3 separate regions of the Homo sapiens genome follow, and regions 2 and 3 are each linked to region 1. Evidence: chromatin contacts called from ENCODE Hi-C or POLR2A ChIA-PET data. All regions are on one chromosome and are shown on one strand. The core of a region is the stretch at or near the end of the contact, and the rest is flanking DNA. Distances in the headings are between cores, read along the strand shown.

The links. A loop is a pair of places that touch in the nucleus more often than their neighbours do. ChIA-PET counts read pairs that join two places held with the same protein, here RNA polymerase II (POLR2A). Pooled maps may share reads with other maps.
Region 2: a loop to region 1 is called in a pooled map, with 4 times the contacts of the local background. The contact joins the enhancer-like site here to the promoter of PTGER2 in region 1. A Hi-C loop is called at or near these places in 1 of 37 single-sample maps with no recorded cell type and 4 of 50 pooled maps.
Region 3: a map of naive thymus-derived CD4-positive, alpha-beta T cell shows a loop between it and region 1 (4-fold over the local background). The contact joins the promoter of FRMD6 here to the promoter of PTGER2 in region 1. A Hi-C loop is called at or near these places in 1 of 168 maps with a recorded cell type or tissue (naive thymus-derived CD4-positive, alpha-beta T cell) and 8 of 50 pooled maps. POLR2A ChIA-PET finds 5 or more read pairs at or near these places in 2 of 52 experiments (T-cell and activated T-cell).

The regions. Positions count from the first base shown.
Region 1 is chr14:52,312,588-52,316,257 of GRCh38, reverse strand. PTGER2 (prostaglandin E receptor 2) reads right to left here and starts at 1,946. Exons shown (of 2, transcript NM_000956.4): 1 at 867-1,946. The coding sequence starts at 1,709. RefSeq lists enhancers at 1,052-1,191, 1,212-1,361, 1,596-2,155, 2,156-2,716 and a silencer at 1,882-1,991.
Region 2 is chr14:53,107,151-53,110,820 of GRCh38, reverse strand. All of the region lies in intron 1 of DDHD1 (DDHD domain containing 1), which reads left to right. Among named protein-coding and RNA genes, the nearest start is that of DDHD1, 44 kb to the left of the region's middle. RefSeq lists an enhancer at 1,506-1,805. Within about 2 kb of position 1,705, at least 8 of the 41 ENCODE cell types and tissues checked have a DNase peak (open chromatin) inside an H3K27ac peak, as active enhancers do.
Region 3 is chr14:51,650,555-51,654,224 of GRCh38, reverse strand. FRMD6 (FERM domain containing 6) reads right to left here and starts at 2,315. Exons shown (of 14, transcript NM_001267046.2): 1 at 2,229-2,315. FRMD6-AS1 (FRMD6 antisense RNA 1) reads left to right here and starts at 2,481. Exons shown (of 1, transcript NR_037676.1): 1 at 2,481-3,670. RefSeq lists silencers at 1,542-1,691, 1,702-1,761, 1,772-1,861, 2,072-2,521, 2,652-2,721 and an enhancer at 2,694-3,312.

The sequences.
Region 1 (3,670 bases), core at 697-3,196:
CCTTCAGTTCCCCAGGTAGCCCCACTCTTCCCTTCCTGAGAGGGACCAGCCATTCCTGCCTGTGGCTTTGTGCTCATCAAGTGCATAACTGTAAGCTGAAGGACACCTGTGTGTATTTCTGACAGTGACATTAAGAGCGTGTTTTGCAAGATATTACAAATGCTTAGCAAGATGTTCCTCCAAGTATTTCCTCTAGTTATCATTATGGTTTTATAAACTTTCATGGCCACAAAGAGTTACATTCAAATATATAAATTGGGAAACCTATAAACTAGATGTTTGTTGGACTTTTAGGACAAATAACAAATGCTCTAAACTTCTGCTTCAGGGACCCTTCTCATCTGGGACCATTTTCAATGGCAGCTGGAATGCTATGGGTTGGGTACTACATTTTGCCCTGGCAGGAACAGAAGGCAAGCATGGAGAACCAGCACCAGTGGATGAGAGGTACAGGGCAGCAAACTGCAGCTCCAGGTCGTCAGGCTGGAACAGTGACAGCCATCCTAAGGTGGAAGGGGCTGCCTCTTTCTCAATTACTAAGCCAAGATAGGCAACAGCGAGAAAGGGACACTGCCCAGGGCTAGGATGAGGAGATTGGCTAGCTTAGCTGAGGCCCAGGACTCCCTTTCGGACGGTCTGTATTATTGTATAAGAAACTCTAGCCTAGCAACGCCCATAAGCCAGGATAAGGAAGTGGGCTAAAGAGGAGGGGAAACTAGTGGGGAAGGCTACAGATCTTTACAAATTAGGACATATTTTTACAAGTTGCAAAAAGTTTGTAGGGCGGTGGAAAGGGTGGAGGCGTCAGGGGAGAGCATGAGAAGGCTGAGCAGAGCCGGGCTGTGGAAACGTAGGGAGTGACTTACCGTGAAAGGCAAGGAGCAGACGGCGAAGGTGATGGTCATGATAGCCAGGAGAATGAGGTGGTCCGTCTCCTCCGCCATGGACACCCTTTCCCCTCTCCTGCGGGCCCCGGGGCCGCCCCGGCCACTGCCCAGGGAAGGTCCGCAGCGGCTTCTCCGGCTTCGGCGGTGCATGCGGATGAGGTTGAGAATGACACTGAAGTTGCAGGCGAGCACCGAGACAATGAGAAGCAGCAGCAGGGTGGCGTACAGCTGCAGGTAAGCGGTCCGCCCGTGCCGGATGAAGCACCAGGTCCCGGGGCAGTACTGGACGTACTGCCCATAGTCCAGCAGCGGCAGCGAGCAGAAGAGCAGGGAGACTGCATAGATGACAGGCAGCACGGCCAGGCCCCCGGAGCGCGAGACGCGGCGCTGGTAGAAGTAGGGGTGCCCGATCGAGAGGTAGCGCTCCAGGGCCATGGCGAAGAGCATGAGCATCGTGGCCAGGCTGAAGAAGGTCATGGCGAAAGCGAAGTAGGTGCACGCGCGGCTCTCGGGCGCCAGTGCCACCAGGGTCTGGTTCCGCGCGTACGAAGCCAGTACCACTGGGCTGATGAGGCAGGTCCCGAGCAGGTCGGTGAACACCAGCTCGGTCACCAGCACGTGGAACAAGGAGAGGGAGCTCCTGCGGCCGGCGCTGCACCCCACGTCCCCCCGCCAGCGGCGCGCCAGCAGCGCCAGTGCTATGAGGTTCCCCAGCACCCCGGCCGAGAACATGACGGAGCTGATGGCTGGGCTTTCGCCTGGGGGAAGCCACTGTCGCGTCTCGCAGTCCTCAGACTGGGAGTCATTGGAGGCATTGCCCATGGTGGGGTGCCTGGAAAAGAGATGCGCCCTCCTCTCCCGGCCTTTACCTGGGAGGAAGAGGGTCTGAGAGCCGGAGCGTTCCGAGACTCAGAGGAAAAAGGGGAGGGACCGAAATCCAGAGCCCCCTTCCCGCACCCAGCGCGCCGACGGCGGCTTGCCCTGGGTCTCCCGCCGCGCGCCGAGTGGCGGCTCGGCTGCTGCATCCGAGCGGCGCTCGAGGCTCCCGCGCCTACCCGCGCCGGCCAAGGCCGGGAGCCAGAGCCTAGGGGAGCCGTCGTCTCCGCCCCCGCACTGTCGGGGGGCGGGCCCAAGAGTGCTGGCCAGGCCTTGCAAGTGCGAGTGTCCGCGAGCTGCAGGGGAGGCAGGACGCGTCACACTCGCGGGGGCGTTCCGAGTCCCTGGGGCGCGCCGGCGGGGAGGGAGAGAAGGAGTCTGAGCACCCGCTGGGCGCGGCACTGGGCAGAGGCGCGCGTGTTGCCGGTGTACTGAAGCTGCCCGCGACCGGCGGGAGCGGCGTTTCTCGCTTCCTCGGGGTCCGGTACTCGAAGCGCACGGCAGTCTGACCTCGGCTGGGAAGCGTTAAGCCCCAGCAGAGGGCTGGGAGGGAGTGCAGGAGCACTTGCGGGGTCTGCGCAGAATACACAGAAGATCGGGGCAACGAGCAAAGCAAAGCAACTCACCAAACAATGAAGTTAGGAGAACCCAATCCCGTGAAATGAGCGGAACAAGGGAATAACAGTGCAAAGGCAGCTTGAAGTAAGACCAGAATGTTTTGCTTTGTTTTTACTATTCCCAGGAAGATACACTAAGAGGTTGGGACAAAAATTGGGATGAAGCGTAAAGCAAGTGTGTCCATCCAAGGAACCAAACCACACAATGCGCACCACCGAGCGGCCTGTTGCACTGCCGCTTTGATTCGGTTACTAGCATTTCACCGTTTCCTATGTCAACAGCATAACGGATAACCACTTGTTTAAGCAACCATTAAAAAAAGAGGAGTGTGTCTTATACAGAATTGTGTTTGTGGATACAACATGAAAACCATTGCACATCACTGTTCTGTCCTTAAGCTGAGCCTTGTAAGAAAATGTTGATATTTTGTTTAGCCGTTTATCTTTACATGTTGTTAACCACGTAGTATCCATCCAGAAAGACTTGTTCCTGGCAAAGTGTATTGGTAAGTGGCCAGTTTCAGACTGGAGCTGACAGTAATGGTTTCCTACCACATATTGTCATAATTGCAGAGTCGTGAAAATGGGCTGATATTTAACACAAAACAAAACAAAACAAAATCCAGTTTGGCAGACAACATAGGTAATTGTGTTCTGTAAGAAGTCACATTCACTTGGGGAAGGGAGGCCAACTGGGAAGTGAAGGGTCTGATCTGCCTAGGGAACTGGCAAGAAAGACAGTCATAACGTGGGAGGAAGCAAAGATTGCCTGCTGAAGAGCCTATCTTGCTACAGCCTGCTTACTCTCCATGAATATTTTTTGCCAACTTTGATGATTCTGGCCTGGGGATTGGAATGCGGAGTTGGGGGGGGTGGTTCCCACTAGAACAAGCATAATTTACTGGATCGCTTGCAAAGTTTACAGGCCGGTTTTCACATGTCAGCAGGCACTACTTCAATCCCTAAACTTCTCATGGCATGGATTCCTAGGAAAGAGGATCTTAACTCCTACAGTTTTTCTTTCAAGCTGTAAACTCTGCAGGTCAGTAACAACTTATTACCAATCTTTGCCATCCATCTCTGACTATTCCCCTACTCCAACATTCCCCCATCTCACCCCAAGCAATGGGGAAACATCAAACTTAAATCAGAAGTATTTCTTAATAGGAAAACACTATGATTTATAGCATAATTCTGCACTGCAGTTTTACTATTAAATAAGGGATTTTAGATTCACTGAATTTGCACAGTGCTTATTTTCCGAATATTTTTATACCTTTTTAATTTTCA
Region 2 (3,670 bases), core at 456-2,955, 790 kb before region 1:
TATTTTTAGTAGAGACAGGGTTTCACCATGTTGGCCAGGCTAGTCTCGAACTCGTGACCTCAGATGATCCGCCCACCTCAGCGTCCTTAAGTGCTGGGATTACAGGTTTGAGCCACCACGCCTAGCTATGATAGTTACTCTTATCTTTTGAGTTCTCAAGATGTATGAAGACATAACACCTGTATCTAAGAATTCCAGAGAAAGGAGGAAGACTAAATAGAATACAGTTAAGAAAAATACTGACAGACATGTACAGAATTATTTCAGTGAAATCATAGAAGGTGAAGAAAGGCTTTCCTGAAGAAGTAAATGTAAAAGCTAGCTAAATGTAGAAAATAGGCACAAGCATCCCAGACAGAAGGAACAGCATATGCAAGATACAGAAGTAAGAACCAGCACAACACATTCTGGGTTTTAAGGAGGAGAGAGTAAATGAAGGGAATCTGAATGTATGTGCATGTACTTACATATACACTTGCTTGTGAGTAGGCATTGGGTAATGGTGGTGAGAGTGTTGTAGAGTTGAAACTAGGGATACTGAGTTTACGTAGGAGGCTTCTGAAATAAAACAAGAAATGATTAGTGTGAACTCAAATAATGACTGTAGGCCTGATAAACAAGGGATGAATTTGAGAGTGATTTAGGAGATGGAATAAACAGCATTTAGTGTCCAGTTGTAAGAAGTACTTGAGGAGGCAGCATCTTGGATGACTCCCAGGTTTCTGCCTTGGGTAGCCACCTAAATACTGTCAGCTTTCCATTCACTGTGATAGGGAATGCAGGTGGAAAAATGGGTGTGTGTTTTGTTTTGTTCAATTTTTTTCCAGGAAGCTAAGGGTTTCATGACTATTTGTGGTTGAACACCAGTAAAGAACCTCTACTGCTTGGGAGGTGAGAACTAAATGAGAGCTGAAAATGCATTTTGTATTTGAGAGTATAGGTTGTATTATGTAGTAGAAAGAGCTTGAATGAACTTTGAACTCAAACTTTGGTTGGAATCTTGGTTCTCACATTACTAGTAGCTATGTGCCTTTAAGCAAATTATTTAGTTTCACTAAGACTTAGCTTATTCATTTGTAAAGTTGGGAGAATGATAGCCTTTTAAGATTATTGTTAAATGAGATGAGCTTCTGGGTCTGGAAGATAATGGCAACTGTCCAAATCTAAATCTCTCCGCATGTCCTCCCCAAAAGCTGTAAGAACAAAAGGACTCCACACACACATGCACACACACATATATATACACAGAAACCATACATAACTGACACTTTCAGCACTACCGCAAGACAGATGATACCATGAATTTTTAATTACCTTTATACAAGGAAATAGCACATTACAATGGTTCCTGTTGCTGCTACAAACCTGTGAGTGGGAAGAGCTGGGTAAGGAAAGGCTTAAGAGACTGAGAAAATAGGAGAAGGGAACAGAGGTTAAAATAAACCACAGGCAACATCACCCTCAGAAAAAGTCCTCAGCGTTGCCAGGTACAAAGACAGGCCTAGGACTTGGTAATTTATAGAACTAGCTACAGGAAGCTGTATGAAAGTGAGAGGGGCCACAAGCAGCAGCTTCAGAGTAGCATTGCTCCTAGAAGAGACAGAGAAAAGAACGACACCTCTTGGAGGCATGGCAGCAAGAGGAAAGGAAGGAAGTGGGGATAAAATTGAGGCTTCTAGAGAAATGAAAGAGAAACAAGGCACGGCAACCCAACCCCCACCCAACAACTCCACCGTAACACCGTCCATTATAGGCGCTCCTCTTTACTAATCTGCAGAAGTGAATGCTCTTAAACTAAGAACCCAAGAACCCTATGCTCAAGAATAGAAATGAATCAAATGCTACACAAAGCTACTTTAAGAGGAATATAAAAATTTGAAAGAAAGTGTTTCAGTTGATAAAACTTCTCCCCAAAAAAGCAAATGCAAAGGGAAAGGGCATCTCAGTGCTCCAACCAAATAAAATATTCTCAAACAAATCTGTGAACATACTACAAAAACCACAAACTTAGAAGCAGAAATCTAAACTCTGACATGAAAAGAAGTGAAAAAGGAAGAAGTGCAACAAAATTTGATTGAACACAGGAAAGAAATTGAAGAGAAAGGCAAAGCCATCTCGGGAGACTACAGTAATCCAGCTTTATAGCTGTGGTTTCGCTTTCTGCAGTTTCAGTTAGCCACAGTCAACTAGAGTCCAAAAATATTAAATGGAAAATTCCAGAAATAAGCAATTTTAAATTGTTTTTGTTTTTTGGTTTTGGTTTTTTTGAGACAGAGTCTTGCTCTGTCACCCAGGCTGGAGTGCAATGGCACTGTTACCAGGGGTCCTTGCTCCCAGAGCTCCCAAGATGGCAGCGGGCTGCTTCCAAGCTTGTGGCAAGTCTCACGTTCTCTGACCTGGGGTTCTTGGCCTCACGGATTCCAAGGAGTGGAATCTTGGGCCATGCAGTGAGTGTTATAGCTGTATTAGAAGCCGTGGGTCACGGAAGAGAACCTTGGAACCCAGTGACTAGTGTTCAGCTCAATTAGGATGAACCCGGGCACTTAGCTGTGCAGGAACAATGGCAAGCCTTTAGCCCAGTCGGGAAGAGCAGTGGGCGCCTCGCTGGATCAGGAGCACAGCAGACACCCTGCCGGATCCGGAGGGATGGAAGTCAGCGGCAGGTCTGCGATGGTGGCAAACAGCAGTGGTGGATGGGGAATGAAAGCTCAGCTCGAGCCGTAACAAACACGGACCAGAAAAGAGTGCAGTTGCAAGATTTAATAGAGTGAAAACAGAGCTCCCATACAAAGGGAGGGGACCCAAAGAGGGTAGCTGTTGCTGGCTTGAATGCCTGAGTTTATATCCTGATCATTGTCCCTCCCGCTGTGCTCTCAGGCAATAGATGATTGGCTATTTCTTTACCTCCTGTTTTTGCCTAATTAGCTTTTTAGTGAGCTCTCTTTACTACCTGATTGGTCGGGTGTGAGCTAAGTTGCAAGCCCCGTGTTTAAAGGTGGATGCAGTCACCTTCCCAGCTAGGCTCAGGGATTCTTAGTCAGCCTAGAAAATCCAGCTAGTCCTGTCTCTCAGCACGATCTCAGCTCACTGCAACCTCCGCCTCCCGGGTTCAAGTGATTCTCCTGCCTCAGCCTCCCAAGTAGCTGGGACTATAGGTGTGTACCACCATGCCTGGCTAATTTTTGTATTTTTAGTAAAGATGAGGTTTCACCATGTTGGCCAGTCTGGTCTCAATCTCCTGACCTCAGGTGATCCTCCTGCCTCGGCCTCCCAAAGTACTGGGATTACAGGCATTAGCCACTGTATCCAGCCACAATTACAAGTTTTAAATTGGATGCTTTTCTGATTGGTGTGATGAAGTCTCCAGCCATCCTGCTCCATCCTGCCCAGGATGGGAGTTATTCCTTTGTCTAGGATATGCAGCTGTTTATGCCACTGGTCCATTAGTCATTTAGTAGCTGTCTTGGTTATCAGATCAACTGTGGTGGTTTTGAAGTGCTTGTGTTCAAGTTACCTTTATTTTATTTAATAATGGCTCCAAAGCGCAAGAGTGGTGATGCTAGCACATTGTTATAATTGTTGGATTTTATTATTAGTTGTTGTTAATCTCTTATTGTGCCTAATTTATAAAGTAAGCTTTATCATAAATATGTATATATTGCAAAAACAT
Region 3 (3,670 bases), core at 1,066-3,565, 660 kb after region 1:
TTTCAAAAGCAGCGTCTTCATCCAGGCCCATGCTGTTTTCAGGCGTTTTCCTGTACAGCCAGGAGCATCTTAAATCTCTAAGTTCAAATTATGTACTTAAAACTAGCAGCTTACCCTTGTTGCCCCCAAAAAGGAGATACTGGAAATAGGAAAGATTTCCTGCCCCTTAAAATGTCTTGAGTACTGCAAGAACTGCTGATTACTGTAGCCCATCAGTGTCAGATCTCAGAGATTCTTGCAAGCAACTCAAAGGGGGGAAAATTAGTTCATATTACAGTCAGTCTGCTTTCTGGAGAAGATGTCCTGCAGATAATTTGATATTAGATATCCCCTGGGGGACCCTTTTCATCTAATAATCCTACTAAATGTCCATTTTAATATGAAATATGAATCCAAAATGTTTACAAACATACTGGGAAAAGTATTCAAATGCCAGCTGTCTCATATTGTGAAGTATTTTCATTTTTAACATAAAACGTTTATTTCTCAAAGCCACACCTGAGAAAATGATTAGGTGCTGTGGTGCTGTTAAGTTTTATACTACAAAGGACATCAGCAAAGGCATCTGTTTTCCTGCCTCTCTTCTGGTCTTCTCCCCTCCCCCACTCTCCATCCTGTAGGTCCTGGTAGTTAAAATTTCTACAATAGTCTCATAATGCTCTAAATTCTAAAAAAAAATTTCTCATCCTTTAACACTGCTGAACCTAAATTCATGCACTGCTCTAAGAAGGAAACCCAAAAGTCACAAGCCTTTTTAATGACAGATGTATTACGGAAAATTTTCCCCACAAAGTTTTGATGCTGTGAAATATCAACTCCCTGAAATCACAGAAAGGAAATGACTTACATTCTTGGAAAATGAAGCCACTAGCAGCTTTCTCCAACAGCATTTTCTAAACCCCAAACTACACCCTGTGGCAAGAGGGAGTATTTCGTGCAAAAACTAAATTTAAATAGATGCTTATAAAACCCATAAACAAACATTGCCCGGTCCCAGAGAAGAACAGAAGGGAATCATACTCGGAAAATCCAGCAAGAGATACTTTTTCTCCACATTCAGAAATGCTGGAGAGCACAGGCTGGAAGTCAGAAGCAACCTGAGAACGCTTGCTGAAGTTTTCCTTCCCTGCTGTGAGCAATGCACAGCTCCTGAGGGAAATACTGGCAAAACAGATTTTGCGTAAAAAAATAAAAATGAAAAGGTGTTAAGGGGGAAAACGAGCTAATATTTCTTTGGACACTAGCTACACAACTACACGGCCTGAAAATCTGCCAGCTTTCAACTTTAAAATATGCTTATTTTGACATTTTCCCATCTATTCGTGCCTTTAAGAAAACGCCCGCACCATTAGGTTATGCTGTCCCAGGACTCGAGGTGTTGTTTTAATCTCTGTAGACTTTACACTTACACGGGTGGACCGCAGCTGTCCATACCTGACAGTGCCTGGCCCTCCCGGAGCCGAATCCGGTGCTCCTGTTCGCCTGGGGCTCCGCCAGCGCGCCGTAAGCTCCTCCAGAAACCCAAATTCTGCAGGCCGCACCCCCAACTCGTATCTCACCCAGGCCCCCGTCTGGCGCCGATCTGCCCCAGCTCAACCTCCGGCTCCGCAGACTAGGCACTTTCCGGGACGCGGGGCAGACCCTGCGCTCGGGTCCCTTCCCGCAGCCGGGCTGTCCGGCCTCTGCGCGCGCACAACAGGCGGCACGGCGCAGCCCCCGGGAGCGCGGGACTCGGGTGCTAGTCCCGGCGCCCAGCCACAGCGACACAGACCTGGGTGCCGGGGCCCGCCAGGGAGCCCTGTGATCCGGGGACCTCCGCGATGCAGAGAACCAGGGACCGCGCACGGAGCCCAGGCGCGCAGTCTGCAGCCAGGACCAGCCTCCCGCCCCCGCCGCTGAAGCCGCCCCGAGCTCCACGCCTCCCCCGCTGCCGGGCTCGGCTGCCCTAGGGCCTCGTCCGCCCGTCCCAGAGTGAGCGACCTCCGACTCACGGAGAAGCGACCTTACCACCGGTGCCCGACACCCAGAGCTAAGGGAGCGAGAAGAAGGCGAAGAAAGAGGCGGAGAGCGGTGCACTGCCTTCGCTGGGACTCGCGACTTCCAGAAACCCTCCCGAAACCCAGTCCCGCCGCCGCCCCGCCGGCAGGGGGCACAGCGGGCGTCCGGGGCGCGGCGGCTGAGCGATGGGGCGAGCGGAAAGGGCCCAGACGCCTGGTTCTTGTTCATACCTCGGAGAAAGTCTTGAGCACCAGGCGTTGGGCTCTCTGGTCACCCCTCTGACTCTTCCTACCGGCGCCGAGCCTGCCCCACTCCTCTCAGCCCCTTGGCCCCGCCAGCCAGAGGGGCGCTCCGCGTCCGCCCCGCCCCCCACCCACGCCTCCCGACCCGACCCGCCCCCCCGAATCCCCGCCCCCTGAGACCCCGCCCCCGACCCGCCCCAACTGGCCGCGGCGGCAGCCGAGCCGCGGGAGCTGCGCGCTGAGCTCGCGGCAGTACGGGGAGCGCCCGCCCGCCCCGCCCTGGACCCAACCAAGCGTCCCGCGGAGGGGTGCGGCCACTTGGGGGCAGGAGAAAGCGGAGTACGCCACCCCTCTAGGGACCCAGGAAGCGAGGCGAGCCTCAGGTGGACGCGGTGGTGTGGACCACGGCGATCAGGGCCTTTCCCCCTGCTGTGGAGACGGAGGTGCGAGGGGACGCCGGCGGCTCCCCACCTTCTGGCCGAGTGGCCTTCTCCGCCTCCGGCTGGACTCCCTCGGGGCGCTCCCTCCAGAGCCGAGTCGGGCTGGCCGGGGGCGGCTGTTTGGCCTGAGTGTCGTCTTACTAAAGCGGAACGCCGGAGGGGAGGCCACTCCGAGAGAAGGCGGTCCCCGGCGGAGGTGGCTTCGTGAATCCTGCAGCCCCCTGCCCGCCCGCCACTCGAGACGCCGCGCCTCGTGGGTTTCACGCTGGATGGAGGGGGCGCCGCCGAGGATGCCCAGCCTCCCCCTCTAATTCTACCTCTCCAGTTCCTCAGGTAGACACAGCCTCTGTCTGCTGTGGTTTTAGTGCCCATGGCCCCTCAGAAATTATTTTTGTCCCCTCCCGATAGTGGCTTTGGGGGATGGAGGGCGAGAGATGCAAAGGGCCAGTGGAAGATTTTTTATAGCACAAGGAATCAAGCCAGGAGATGGAGGTTTCATTGCCACCTCGGGGTCTGGGGAGGGGGCGAGCCACACCTCTCCGGTCAGTCTGCGCCCACCAGGACCTGCTGCTGGGAACCGCACACGAAAGGAGAGACACCCAGCACCTGGCCCCTAGACCCGCAGGGCGTCAACCTCCTGGGCTTCTGCCTTTCTAGGTTTCCTCTGACTTTGCTGACCCAATGACCCCTGGCCACGGGTGGCAAAAACGCCCTCACTGAGCCCTTCGCTAAAGGAGTGCCGGGGTTTATGTGTCTGGCTTTTAAAATGGGATGAGGAGACAAGGAAACAGGACCTGAGAAAGGACACTATCCAAAATCTGATGCTCTCAGAAGTCAACTTTAAAACTGCCCTGCTCCGCGGTGGCTCACGCCTGTAATCCCAGCACTTTGGGAGGCCGAGGCGGGCGGATCACGAGGTCAGGAGATCGAGACCATCCCGGCTAAAACGGTGAAACCCCGTCTCTACTAAAAATACAAAAAATTAGCCGG